Linked DNA regions of Homo sapiens: region 1 is linked to region 2. A link is a contact called in ENCODE Hi-C or POLR2A ChIA-PET data. All regions are on one chromosome and are shown on one strand. Each heading gives the region's core, a stretch centred on a gene start or an enhancer-like site at or near the end of the contact. The rest is flanking DNA. Distances are from core to core; before and after follow the strand shown. Region 1 has its middle 50 kb from the start of LINC02352. Region 2 holds the start of LINC03034 (long intergenic non-protein coding RNA 3034).

What was found. A loop is a pair of places that touch in the nucleus more often than their neighbours do. ChIA-PET counts read pairs that join two places held with the same protein, here RNA polymerase II (POLR2A). Pooled maps may share reads with other maps.
Region 1: a loop to region 2 is called in a pooled map, with 2.6 times the contacts of the local background. The contact joins the enhancer-like site here to the promoter of LINC03034 in region 2. A Hi-C loop is called at or near these places in 2 of 50 pooled maps. POLR2A ChIA-PET finds 5 or more read pairs at or near these places in 3 of 52 experiments (GM10248, GM12878 and activated T-cell).

What each region holds. Positions count from the first base shown.
Region 1 is chr15:31,163,451-31,169,580 of GRCh38, reverse strand. No RefSeq gene overlaps it. Among named protein-coding and RNA genes, the nearest start is that of LINC02352, 50 kb to the left of the region's middle. Within about 2 kb of position 1,745, at least 2 of the 41 ENCODE cell types and tissues checked have a DNase peak (open chromatin) inside an H3K27ac peak, as active enhancers do.
Region 2 is chr15:31,229,612-31,235,468 of GRCh38, reverse strand. It overlaps LINC03034 (long intergenic non-protein coding RNA 3034), which reads left to right and starts at 4,607. Exons shown (of 4, transcript NR_171016.1): 1 at 4,607-4,762.

The sequences.
Region 1 (6,130 bases), core at 496-2,995, 63 kb after region 2:
TCAGCTCTGGCCTGGCCCTGCATGCTCACTTTTTTTTTTTTTTTTTTTTTTGAGACGGAGTCTCGCTCTGTCGCCCAGGCCGGACTGTGGACTGCAGTGGCGCAATCTCGGCTCACTGCAAGCTCCGCCTCCCGGGTTCACGCCATTCTCCTGCCTCAGCCTCCCGAGTAGCTGGGACTACAGGCGCCCGCCACCGCGCCCGGCTAATTTTTTGTATTTTTAGTAGAGACGGGGTTTCACCTTGTTAGCCAGAATGGTCTCGATCTCCTGACCTCATGATCCACCCGCCTCGGCCTCCCAAAGTGCTGGGATTACAGGCGTGAGCCACCGCGCCCGGCCGCATGCTCACTTTTAATCCTGATTTGGGATGCTCCAAAATGCAGACCGCTAAGCCTGGGGGATGGAGCGAGAATAATCACGTTTGGGCTTAATGTGAAGTGAATTCTTTCCACTCTTTGGGGTCTGGAGATTTCTAATGGCACATTTAATGACATGAGCTCCCTCAGTCTGTTTTTGCAGAAAGTTTCGAGGCCATCCACTTTTAGAAGCATCCTGACCCCGACCCAGAGAAGAGCCCTCCTGCCGAGCTCTCCAGCCTGGGCTTTCTCTGGGTGCTGCTACCATGAGACTCTTCTCTTCCTTGGCCTCAAACCATCGAAGACATTTTGTTCCCTGACAAACCAATTTACACGTTTTTAAGGGGAAAACTACAGGGCAACATGAAGAGGGAGATGGCAGGAGAGACAGACACAGACAGGCAGAGAAAGAAAACAATAGATAGAGAAATATAGATAAATAGATATAGATAAATAAAAATAAATAAAAAACAATAGATAAAGAAAACAAGATAGAGAGAAAGATACAGATGGGAAGAGATTGAAGCACAGGTATCTGTTGGCAAAAATGATGCCCTTAGTGAAAATCAGTGGCTCCTGCTACTAGCCAGACATGCTGAATATGACCACTACACAGCCCGAGCCACCTCATCTGACCCATGGCAGTCGGAGCTGGTCCATTAGAGTTCTTTATCTGCGGTCCCCAGGTGGCCTCAATGTCTTTCCAACACAGAGCGGCAGGCAACCACGACTGTGTATTTGACAGGTAGCTCTCTCAGAGCAGTCATTTTATTCTTCCTGGTAAGTGTTCACATGCATGTCCTCCTGGCAGAAGGTGAGCTCCTTGCTGGCCGGAATTGTGTCTTTCTTTTCTTTCTTTCTTTCTTTCTCTCTTTTTCTTTTCTTTCTTTCTTTTTCTTTCTCTCTCTCTCTTTCTTCTTTGTTTGTTTCTTTCTTTCTCTCTCTCTCTCTTTCTCTCTCTCTCTGTCTCTCTCCTTCCTTCCTTCCTTCTTTCTTTCTTTCTTTCACGGAGTCTCGCTCTGTCACCCAGGCTGGAGTGCAGTGGCATGATCTCGACTCACTGCAAGCTCCACCTCCCGGGTTCATGCCATTCTCCTGCCTCAGCCTCCCGCGTAGCTGGGACTACAGGCGCCCGCCACCACGCCCGGCTAATTTTTTGTATTTTTAGTAGAGACGGGGTTTCACCTTGTTAGCCAGGACGGTCTCGATCTCCTGACCTCATGATCCACCCGCCTCGGCCTCCCAAAGTGCTGGGATTACAGGCGTGAGCCACCGCGCCTGGCCCGGAATCAGGTCTTTCAAACTGAAACTGAGCTGGTAATTTCTGGAGCAGATGACATCGGTCATTAGGGCTTATTGTTTCTGAATCAACCCCTCCTGCCTCCACCCCAAGTTCAGCGCCTCTACCCACAGTTTCCTGGGGCTGAGAGGTGAAAAGTTCCCCAGGAAACCCTGCCTTTCTTTGTCAGTAATTCAGGGAAACAGAGGGCAGGGAGAAAGCTTCCAGGTGAGTTGGTGAAAAGGCCCCAGTGACCCCAGGGAGACTGGGATGGGGTTGGGGGAAGAGTCAGGTCGGGGAAGGGAGGGAAACTCCCAGCTCCATCCCAAGCTAGAGTGATATGGTTGGAGCCAACCTAGAGAGCAGCCAGATAGAAGCAGGTTGGTTCCAAGAAGAAAATGGAATGCATGTGTCACCAATTTGACAATATTCAGAGTTATGTTACAGGTCTGGAATAGAGTTTAGAGATAAGTTAATAATAAAAACAAAACTAATTAAATGAAGGAAAACTCAGCAAGTATCAACTTCAGGCAAAATTAAAAGGTGAAGGGAAACTATACAAACGCTATATGAACTATAAGTAAATTATTCCATAGTAAAGAGAACACCAAATATTAATTTACTCCAGAACTATGACATCACCCCATGAAGACTGCAGGAAAGGAAGTGTGGTTGGTGGGAGTGGTGAGGGCTACAATATCTATATATTTACCTTCCTTAATAAAAAGTCAATTATAAAGTCTACAATTGAAAAACTAAGAAATAATATTAAATGTATGTTATTTAGAATCTGGAGGTAAATACCAAAAAAACAGATAAGTGAATTGAAAATGATTATCTCAATGAACAGGAGATGAAGGGGGAAAAGGTAAGGCAGAGGTTAAGTTTTATTGTGGGTCGTATAACTGTTCAGCACATGTGTATCATTTTGCTAAACGTTAAAACTAGAATTGGCCGAGTGAGGTGGCTCGTACTGCAATCCCAGCACTTTGGGCAGCCAAGGCAGGAGGATCACTTGAGCCCAGGAGTTCGAGACTGGGCTGGGCAAAATAGAGAGAGCATGTCTTTAATTTTTAATTTGTATTTTTTCTAAAAATAAAATATACATAAAATAAACATTTTTAAAACTGGAATTAAAACATAGATTTACTATATATCCATCTATACTTTTCTCAACGTTCAAATAAACACACCATAGGTTAGAAGATAAATTGATTGACTGATAGATGTAATCTTTTTGTAAACATGTGTAATACGTTTTTATTATACATGTTCATGGGTGCAGTGGTTCACGCCTGTAATCCCAGCACTTTGGGAGGCTGAGGCGGGTGGATCACCTGAGGTCAGGAGTTCGAGACCAGCATGGTGAAACCCCGTCTCTACTAAAAATAGAAAAACCAGCCAGGTGTGGTGGCACACACCTGTAGTCCCATCTAGTCGGGAGGCTGAGGCAGGAGAATCACTTGAACCGGGAGGCGGAGGCTGTAGCGAGCTGAGATTGAGCCACTGCACTCCACCCTGGGCAACAGAGCGAGACTCCATCTCAAAAAAGAAAAAAGATATCAATACAGATAGATGTAACATCTATATATATATATATATGTTTTGTTTTACAAAAATATTACATCATACTATATACACTTTCTATACCTATCTGCATCTTGCTTCTCGGTTTCCATAAAAATATATTATGGAAATCCTTCCACGTCAACTGGCATAGAACCAACTGTTTTAAATGGTTATATATTATTCCATGGTGTGCATGCACCACAATTTATTCTACTATTTTTCCTTTGAAGGGCACTGACTTTGTTTCCAGTTTTGTGGGGATTTTTTTGCCACTATAAACAATCATTGAAAATACTGAGAGTAATGTTGTCAGTATGGCATACAGTTTACAGATAAGTTAACATCCTTGAAAGTATATTTTTACATATCACAGTTTTAATTTTTAAGGAATGAATTCCCAGGATAGGAATTGCTAGTAAGAGTATGTATACTTTAATAGCTCTTGTGAGATTGATTTCTTAAAAATATTCCAGCAATGAATGAAAATATATATTTTGTCGGCCAGGCGTGGTGGCTTACGCCTGTAACCCCAGCATTTTGGGAGGCCGAGGCGGGCGGATCACAAGGCCAAGAGATCGAGACCATCCTGCCAACATGGTGAAACCCCGTCTCTACTAAAAATACAAAAATTAGCTGGGGTGGTGGTGCGTGGCTGTAGTCCCAGCTACTCGGGAGGCTGAGGCAGGAGAATCACTTGAACCTGGGAGGCAGAGGTTGCAGTGAGCCGAGATCGTGCCACTGTAACTCCAGCCTGGGCAACAGAGTGAGACTCCATCTCAAAAAAAAAAAAAAAAAAAGAAGAAGAAAAGAAAGAAAAGAAAAGAAAATATATTTTTTGTCAAGATCTCCTTTTATGTTCTTCAGTAAAATTTTATTGTTTTCTTCCTATAGACTTTACACACTTCTTTCTAGGCTTGTTACTAAGTGTTTTACTGTTTCTTTTGCAATATGATGGGAACTATTTTCTAATTGACTATGCTTGAGGACAGAAAACCTGTTATTTTATTCCTGTCGACCTAGTATCTGGCAATCTTACTGAATCCTCTTCTTAATTTGAATAGTTTGCTTGCTAGTTTTCCTGGCTTTTTATGGGCAGATATATATTTTTTTCTATTCCTTCTCAATGTTCATACTACTTCTCTCTTTTTCTTTCTTTCTTTCTTTCTTTTTTTTTTTTTTTTTTTTTTTTTTGAGATGGAGTTTCACTCTTGTTGCCGCCCAGGCTGGAGTGCAATGGCACAATCTTGACTCACCACAACCTCCGCCTCCCAGGTTCAAGCAATTCTCCTGCCTCAGCCTCCCGAGTAGCTGGGATTACAGGTATGTGCCACCACGCCCGGCTAATTTTGTATTTTTTAGTAGAGACGGGGTTTCTCCATGTTGGTTAGGCTGGTCTCAAACTCCTGACCTCAGGTGATCCGCCCACCTCAGCCTCCCAAAGTGCTGGGATTACAGGCGTAAGCCACTGCGCCTGGCCTCTTTTTCTTGTCTTACTATATTTCTGCATTGGTTAGAACCTCCAGGAAAATGTTGAATAAAACTATGGAGACAGCAGGCTTTATTCTGTCCTTGATCTTTATGAAACTGTTTCTAATATTTCACCAATTATCATGGATGCCTGCAGGATGCCTCTAGGAGGTATCTGCCATCAAGTTACAGAAGTTTCCTTGTATTCTTAGGTTGCTGAGAGTTTTTGTTTGTTTCTATTTTAATAAGGAATTGTTTCTAAATGTCAAATATTTTGGGGTTTTGTTTGTTTTTGGTTTAGACTTCTTTTTCTTGTGTGGTTTTTTTTTTTTTTTTTTTTTTTTTGGCTCTACTGAGATGGACCATATGGTTTTGGCAGCTATTGAGATGATCACAGGGCATTTCTTCATTAATCTGTTAATATGCTTAATTACATGAATGGATTTTCCAGTGTTGAGTCATCCTTGCGTTCCTGAGAATAAGGTATGCCTGTTGCCTGTGCTGGTCATGTGGTCTTGTTCTTTTAGAACTGCACTAGATTCAACTTGTTCCCATATTCTTTTTTTTTTTTTCTTTTTCAGATGGAGTCTCACTTTGTCACCCAGGTTGGAGGGCAGTTGCATGATCTCTGCTCACTGCAACCTCTGCCTCCCAAGTTTAAGCAATTCTCCTGCCTCAGCCTCTGGAGCAGCTGGGATTACAGGCTGGTCTCGAGCTCCTGACCTCAAGTGATCCCCCTGCCTTGGCCTCCCAAAGTGCTGGGATTTCAGGGGTGAGCCACTGTGCCCAGCCGTTACTGTATTCTTTCTAAGTTTTGTGTCTGTTTTCACCAGTGAACTGGTCTAAGGTGACCTCTCCTGATCTGGCTTTGGTGTTAGGATTGTACTAGCTTCATAAGACAAGTTTGGAGCATTTCCATACTTTTGCAATGCTCTGAAACTCAAAGAAATGATAGAACTGGTGAGCCCAACAGATCCAGGACAGGTGCCAGGAGGCCCAGAGATAGGAGGCACAGGTTAGCCAAGTAACGTTACACACACATGCCATGGCCAGCATCTCAGTACTGCTGAGGACAAGAGAACGCTGTGCTGCCCAAGGAGCATGGCAGGGGAGAAGGGCAAAGGATGCCACGGCAGGGAGGCGGGCAAAGGCAGCATCTTAGAGGCAGGTGAGGATCTGAGTCAGTCCTGAGCTCTGAGGGGCTTTGAGCAGGAACATTACCTGACCAGATCTGCATTTTTTAAAGTTACCCTTTTTTGCATAGGTGTAGACAGCTGTCTGGGAGACCACAGTACAGAGGTGGCTAGGACATGGAGTCCCAGAGCATGAAGGCTTCCTGTCTTGCTGATGGGGTAGCCATCACTGAGACAGGAAACCTAGAGGAAGACCAGGGCAAGAAGTGGACCAGAGAGTGGTGGGGAAGTGCTGCATTTGAGGCGGGTTCTTCGATGGGGAGCCA
Region 2 (5,857 bases), core at 3,358-5,857:
AGGCCGAAGTGGGCCGATTGCTTGATCTTGGGAGTTCGAGACCGGCCTGGGCAACATGGTGAAACCCCATCTTTACCAAAAATACAAAAATTAGCCATAAGTGATGGCACGTGCCTGTAGTCCCAGCTATTTAGGAGGCTAAGGTGGGAGGATCACTTGAGCCCAGGAGGTCAAGGGTGCAATGAGCTGTGATGGCACCACCGCACTCCAGCCCGGGTGACAGAGTGAGACCCTGTCTCAAAAATAAAATAAATAGATAACAATTTTAAAAAGTAATATATAGATATAGATATAGATAGATATAGATTGATTGGAGTGAGGGATACAGACAGAAGAACTGGAATTCCACTGAGAGCCTAAGTCCCTTGGGAGCAGGTGTTTCTTCAAGACCTTATCACAGCCGCAGCCTGAAGCTCAGAGTCTCTCACACAGTAGGTGCCCAGTTGATGAGCTGCGCTCAGTCAGCCTTCAAGATGACCCCCAGCATGACCCCCAGTGATCTCGCTTCCCAGCCTTCACAGCCTCACGTGGAATCCTCCCACACTGCATCTAGGACCCAGAGAATACAGCAGAAGTGATGACATGCCGCTTTCAAGGCTGGGTTCTGAAAGGCACCATGGCTTCTCTCTTGGTTATGTTCTCTGTCTGTGTTTCTCTGTCTCTCTGTTTCTATCTCTGTATGATCACTTGCTCCAGGAAAAGCCACCTCCTGAGCAGCCATTTGGAGATGCCCATGTGGAGAGGAACAGAGGCCTCCAGCCCACAGTCACATAAGTATGCATAAAAGCAGTTCCTCCACCCCAGTCCAGTCTTCAGAGACCACTGCCCCAGTCAACAGCTCAACTATAATCTCACACGTGTCCTCGACACTCAGAATAATGAGCTAAGCCGCTCCCAAATCTCTGACCTTCAGAAACTATGTGATATATACATGTGTGTTGTTTTAAGCTGTTAAGTTCTGGGGCCATTTGTTATGCAGCAATAGAAAACTAATACACCACCCACCCACATCTCTGCCTCCTGGCTCTGCTGAATTGGGGCTGGGGCTCAGCCTCCCCCTAAGCTGCCTCCAGCAGTCAAGCCCCTTCTCTGCCTCCCACCTCTCTGGTTCCCACTTCCTCCCTCCCTTGCAGACCACCCTTCTGCCCCTTCCTCAGCAAGGGCCACTGACAGGGGCCAGCACAGACCCCAGCGGAGGAAAGGGAAGGGCCACGAGAACCAGGATCTCACCTGGTCCTTGAACTCGGGGGACTCATGGCTCTGTCTCCTGGCATGAGATGGAACCTCGACCTTGCTCCCACCACATTGACTCAGCCTTGTTTCCTGAGAGGCAGAGGCCCTCACCCAGCCTCCTTTCCCCTCCATCCTTCCAATCCCACCACAAAGGAGCCATGCTATCCCTTGCTTTCTCCAAGCTGCCTAGAGACCATCACTCTCCTAGTCCCACCACAGTCTCTCCCATGCACCTCAGCACTGGGGGCTGGATTCTTCTGCGGGCCATTTCCCACCAACAAATGCAACTGCCACAGCTTGGCAGGAGTTCCTGCAGAAGAGAGAAAAGCCCCGCTGGCTTCTCACACCCAGGATGTCTGCCTCTAGTTGCCCACTGGATGGAAACGTCTTCCATTTCTTAAAGACTCAAACTCCCCAGAGTCTCCTGGTCCCCCTGATGCTGACTGCCCTCAGTCCTGCACCCGCATCCCATTCTCCAAAGAGCTCACAATGGCAGCCAGCAACTGGCAGGGCTGCCTCTTCCTTTCCTCATTAATTTTGTATTTTTAGAAAAGTGATGCACACATGTAGTATACAGTCCAAACAATTATGCAGCATTCTCTCCCTGGCGCTCTCATTCCAGAGTCCAGAGGCCACCACTTTTCTTCTTTAAATCTGCTTCTGAAAACATAAGGAAATATGGCTATTTTTATTTATTATATCTTGACATTATTTGCTGACTTTCTACCACAATAGTGGTGATTCGACACTTGCTTTCCACTGTATTCCCACTTTCCTCCCCCACCCATCATCCCAATATATCTTTAGATCATAATTTTGGGTTAATAATCAGTGTTTACATTACTAGGACTATCAAATTGTGTTAATTGCAGAGCCCAATAGTGTGCAATGAACTTGTTCCTTTCTCATTATCCACTCCTGCCGCCTGCCCCAGAGGAAAATGCTTCCTTCTATCATTCACTTAGTTGTCAATGTCCTTAAGGCTAACTCTCCCCCAAATACTTCCATATTTCTGCCAAACACCTATCAACAACTGCTTCAAACTCTAACACATCCCATAGGCTGGCAGTTCCGCCTTCCCTGGAGGCCTTCTTCCCAGGGCCCTCTGACTTCCTGTTCTGTTGCTACAAACTGCCACCTTGGGGTCTCTCTTGGTCTCCCCGTTGGGCTAGGTCCTGCTTCCTGCACCCCAGGTCCTCCTGTCTCTTGGTTTACTTGATTGTTTGGGTGGGACGCATCCTCCACTATCTCCTGAGGAAGGATACACAGAAGGCAAAGGTTTTAAAGATGTTGTATGCCTAGAAATGCAGTTATACTATTTTATACTTGAAAAATAATTTGGAAAGATATAGAAATTTAGGTGGAAAATGATTTTCCATCAAAGTTTCAAAGGCATTATTCTATTGTCACCTGTCTTCCAGTGCTGCCATCGTGAAGTCTAATGACATTTCATCCTTAAATCTTTGTGTGTATTGTTCTTCTCCCCTGCAACCTCCAGCTTGCGAGGCTTTCTCTTCATCCTGAATGCTTTCAGATTGTATGGTGACATGCCTTGGTGTAGAATTCTAAAATGGTGGTCCTTAACAGGCTCTTTCCGTTCAGAGGCTCCCATCCTTCACTTGGTAATTTTCTTGTATTATTTATTTGAAAATGTCTCCCCCTTGTATCTGGTCTCACCTTTTGTAACTCTAATTAGTGGAACCCCAAATCATCTGATTGACATGCTAGTTGTCTTTGGTGTCTTATTGTCAATCTTTTTGTCTTTTTTCTAGCAATTTTCTTGACTCCACCTTCTATCTTATTTATTAAATGTCCTCTTTCTTGTGCTTTGATGATCCCTTTCTCCTAGAATGCCAATCTTTTTTTTGTGTGTGTGTGTCTGTGGTCTTGCTCTGTTGCCCAGTTTGGAGTGCAGTGGCGTGATCTCAGCTCACTGCAACCTCCACCTCCTGGGTTCAAGTGATTCTCCTGTCTCAGCCTCCCGAGTAGCTGGACTACAGGCATGCGCCACCATGCCCAGCTAATTTTTGTATTTTAAGTAGAGACAGGGTTTCACCATGTTGGCCAGGCTGGTCTCGAACTCCTGACCTCTGGTGATCTGCCCGCCTCAGCCTCCCAAAGTGTTGGGATTACAGGTGTGAGCCACCACACCCAGCCTAGAATGCCATTCTTGTTTCCTGGATGCAATCTCCTCTATCAGCTCCCAAGAATGTGACTGACAGGGGCTTCATGTTGAGCTTTGCTCTGCCCCTTCCCTCTGCTTCCTCTGAGTGCCTCTTCCCTATGTGTTGCTGGTTGTGCTCCATGTTGGCTGCTTCACTCCTGTGTTCAGTGACCGTGGGCAGTTGGTTCATCTCCAAGGGCACAGCCCTGAAGAGCTCACTGAAGACTTCTTGCTGGCAGGGGATGGTTATAGACTGGTGGCTATAGCAGATTCTTTGTTGGGCAACCCTTACCTGCAAACATGTTTAGGTCTCCTCTCTAGGAACATATGTCCTGCCTGGTACTTGTAGGTCATGCTGCCAACTTCCTGGGAGTAGAGTCGGGAGGGGGTCTTGGGGATCTCCTCAGTGTAGGTGAAGTCTTTCTTCTTATACCTCGACCCCTTTTTAGTCCAGAACCCCACCCCTGCCTTCTGCTGTCCTTCAGCCCCTGAGCCTAGAGCCTCCTTTCTACAATTTCCCCAAAGAACAAACTTCCAGGCTTGTCTGAGGCATGCTGTGGAAGGAACCTGGGATCTCAATGGCTTCCCAGACAGAGTGCTGATCAAGCCCCCTGGTTTGGCCTCCACTGCCCCTGCCCCATGGCCTCTGTAGTGCCAGCTGTCTCCACTTGCCCAGGCTTCTGGGTGGGACCAAATGAATGGCCTTGATTATTAGCAGCATCGTCCCTCCTTGCCTTCACCTGTCCTTGGGTCCTAGCTTTGTCCCATCTGTTCCCCTCACTCACATCTCAGTCTACCTATCAAGAAAATGGGGATAACAGTGGTTCCCATCTCCTGGGATTGCTGTGAAGAAGAAATGAGCTCAGGGTGGTGTCATCATCACCAAGATGGAAATAACCTGGGCAGCCCCTCGGGCAAGCTCTGTCCCCAGTGTGTGTTCTGTTCTGCTCACACAGACCCAGAAAGAGGAGCCAGCCAGGTGACAGTATGAAACACACATGTTGAGTGTGCAGAGCCGGGAACTCTGTTCCTTGCACGTGCTCCAGGCCCTGCCAATGGTGCATGACCAGTCACCAGCCAAGCATGGCGCTGAGAACGTATGTGGCCTCCCTGAGGCTTTGCTCAGTCCCCTCCCTCCACACCCACAGAAAGAGGTGTGCACACATGCAAAATAGCAATAATAATAGTATGAGATGGCAGCTGAGACCTGTGCAGCTGATGACAGTTTGAAAGAAGGATGAGCAGGCTCTCTGCCATCTGCCCACCAACTTTTCAAGTTACTTTTACCCACCTTCAAAATTACATCTGCTTTTAGCAAGAATTACTGATGTGATAAAGATGGGAGTGTTCACCATGCAAGGGCAGGTAAGTTGCTCTGTGCCACTGGGGGTTTAACCCTTAAAAGGAGAGGGGTCTCCCTTCAGCTGCTGCAGGATCCTGGTAGAAGGGGGCACAGATGACATGAAAACCCAGGGAGCCATGCCTGCTGCTGGGATCCGGGCTCACCCACCTCGTGCCCCTACCCAAAACTGTCGGGACACGAAGCCTTGCCGGGAGCCTCGAATGCCCAGGGGCTTGGCCAGGCCACAGACTGTGCGGGGAATGTGTGCACACTGCCCACTTTATCCCATGGCTGTGCCCGCCATAGGTTATGCAGCAGCAGTGGGCACGCGCAATTCAGTTGAATTCAGGGAAGCCAGCAAGTGCTAGGGAATTTCGATGGATGACCTAAGCATGGTCAGGTGTCTATTTAGAAAAATATACACGGCCAGGCGCGGTGGCTCATGCCTGTAATCCCAGCACTTTGGGAGGCCGAGGTGGGTGGATCACAAGGTCAAGAGATCTAGACCATCCTGGGCAACATGGTGAAACCCCGTCTCTACTAAAAATACAAAAATTAGCTGGGTTTGGTGGCGCACGTGTGTAATCCCAGCTACTCATGAGGCTGAGAAAGGAGAATCGCTTGAACCCGGGAGGCAGAGGTTGCAGTGAGCTGAGATGGCACCACTGCACTCCAGCCTAGTGACAGAGCGAGACTCCGTCTCAAAAAAAAAAAAAAGAAAAGAAAAATATACACTTAGGAGGGCGAGGCAGGCAGATCACTTGAGGTCAGGAGTTCGAGACCAGCCTGGCCAACATGGTGAAACCCTGCCTGTCTCTACTAAATATACAAAAATTAGCTGGGTGTGGTGGCGCACACCTGTAGTTCCAGCTACTCAGGAGGCTGAGGCAGGAGAATCGCTTGAACCCGGGAGACGGAGGGTCCAGTGAGCAAAGATTGCACCGCTGCACTCCAGCCTGGGCAACAGAGCAAGACTCTGTATCCAAAAAAACAAAAACAAAAACAAAACAAAAAAACAAAAAAGCAAAACAAAAAAAAAAAACCACTTAATGTACATGATGTGGTAGAAGAAAAGCACTTATTAGTGAGAATTGCCGCCTCCTCCTAAGAAGAGTGTC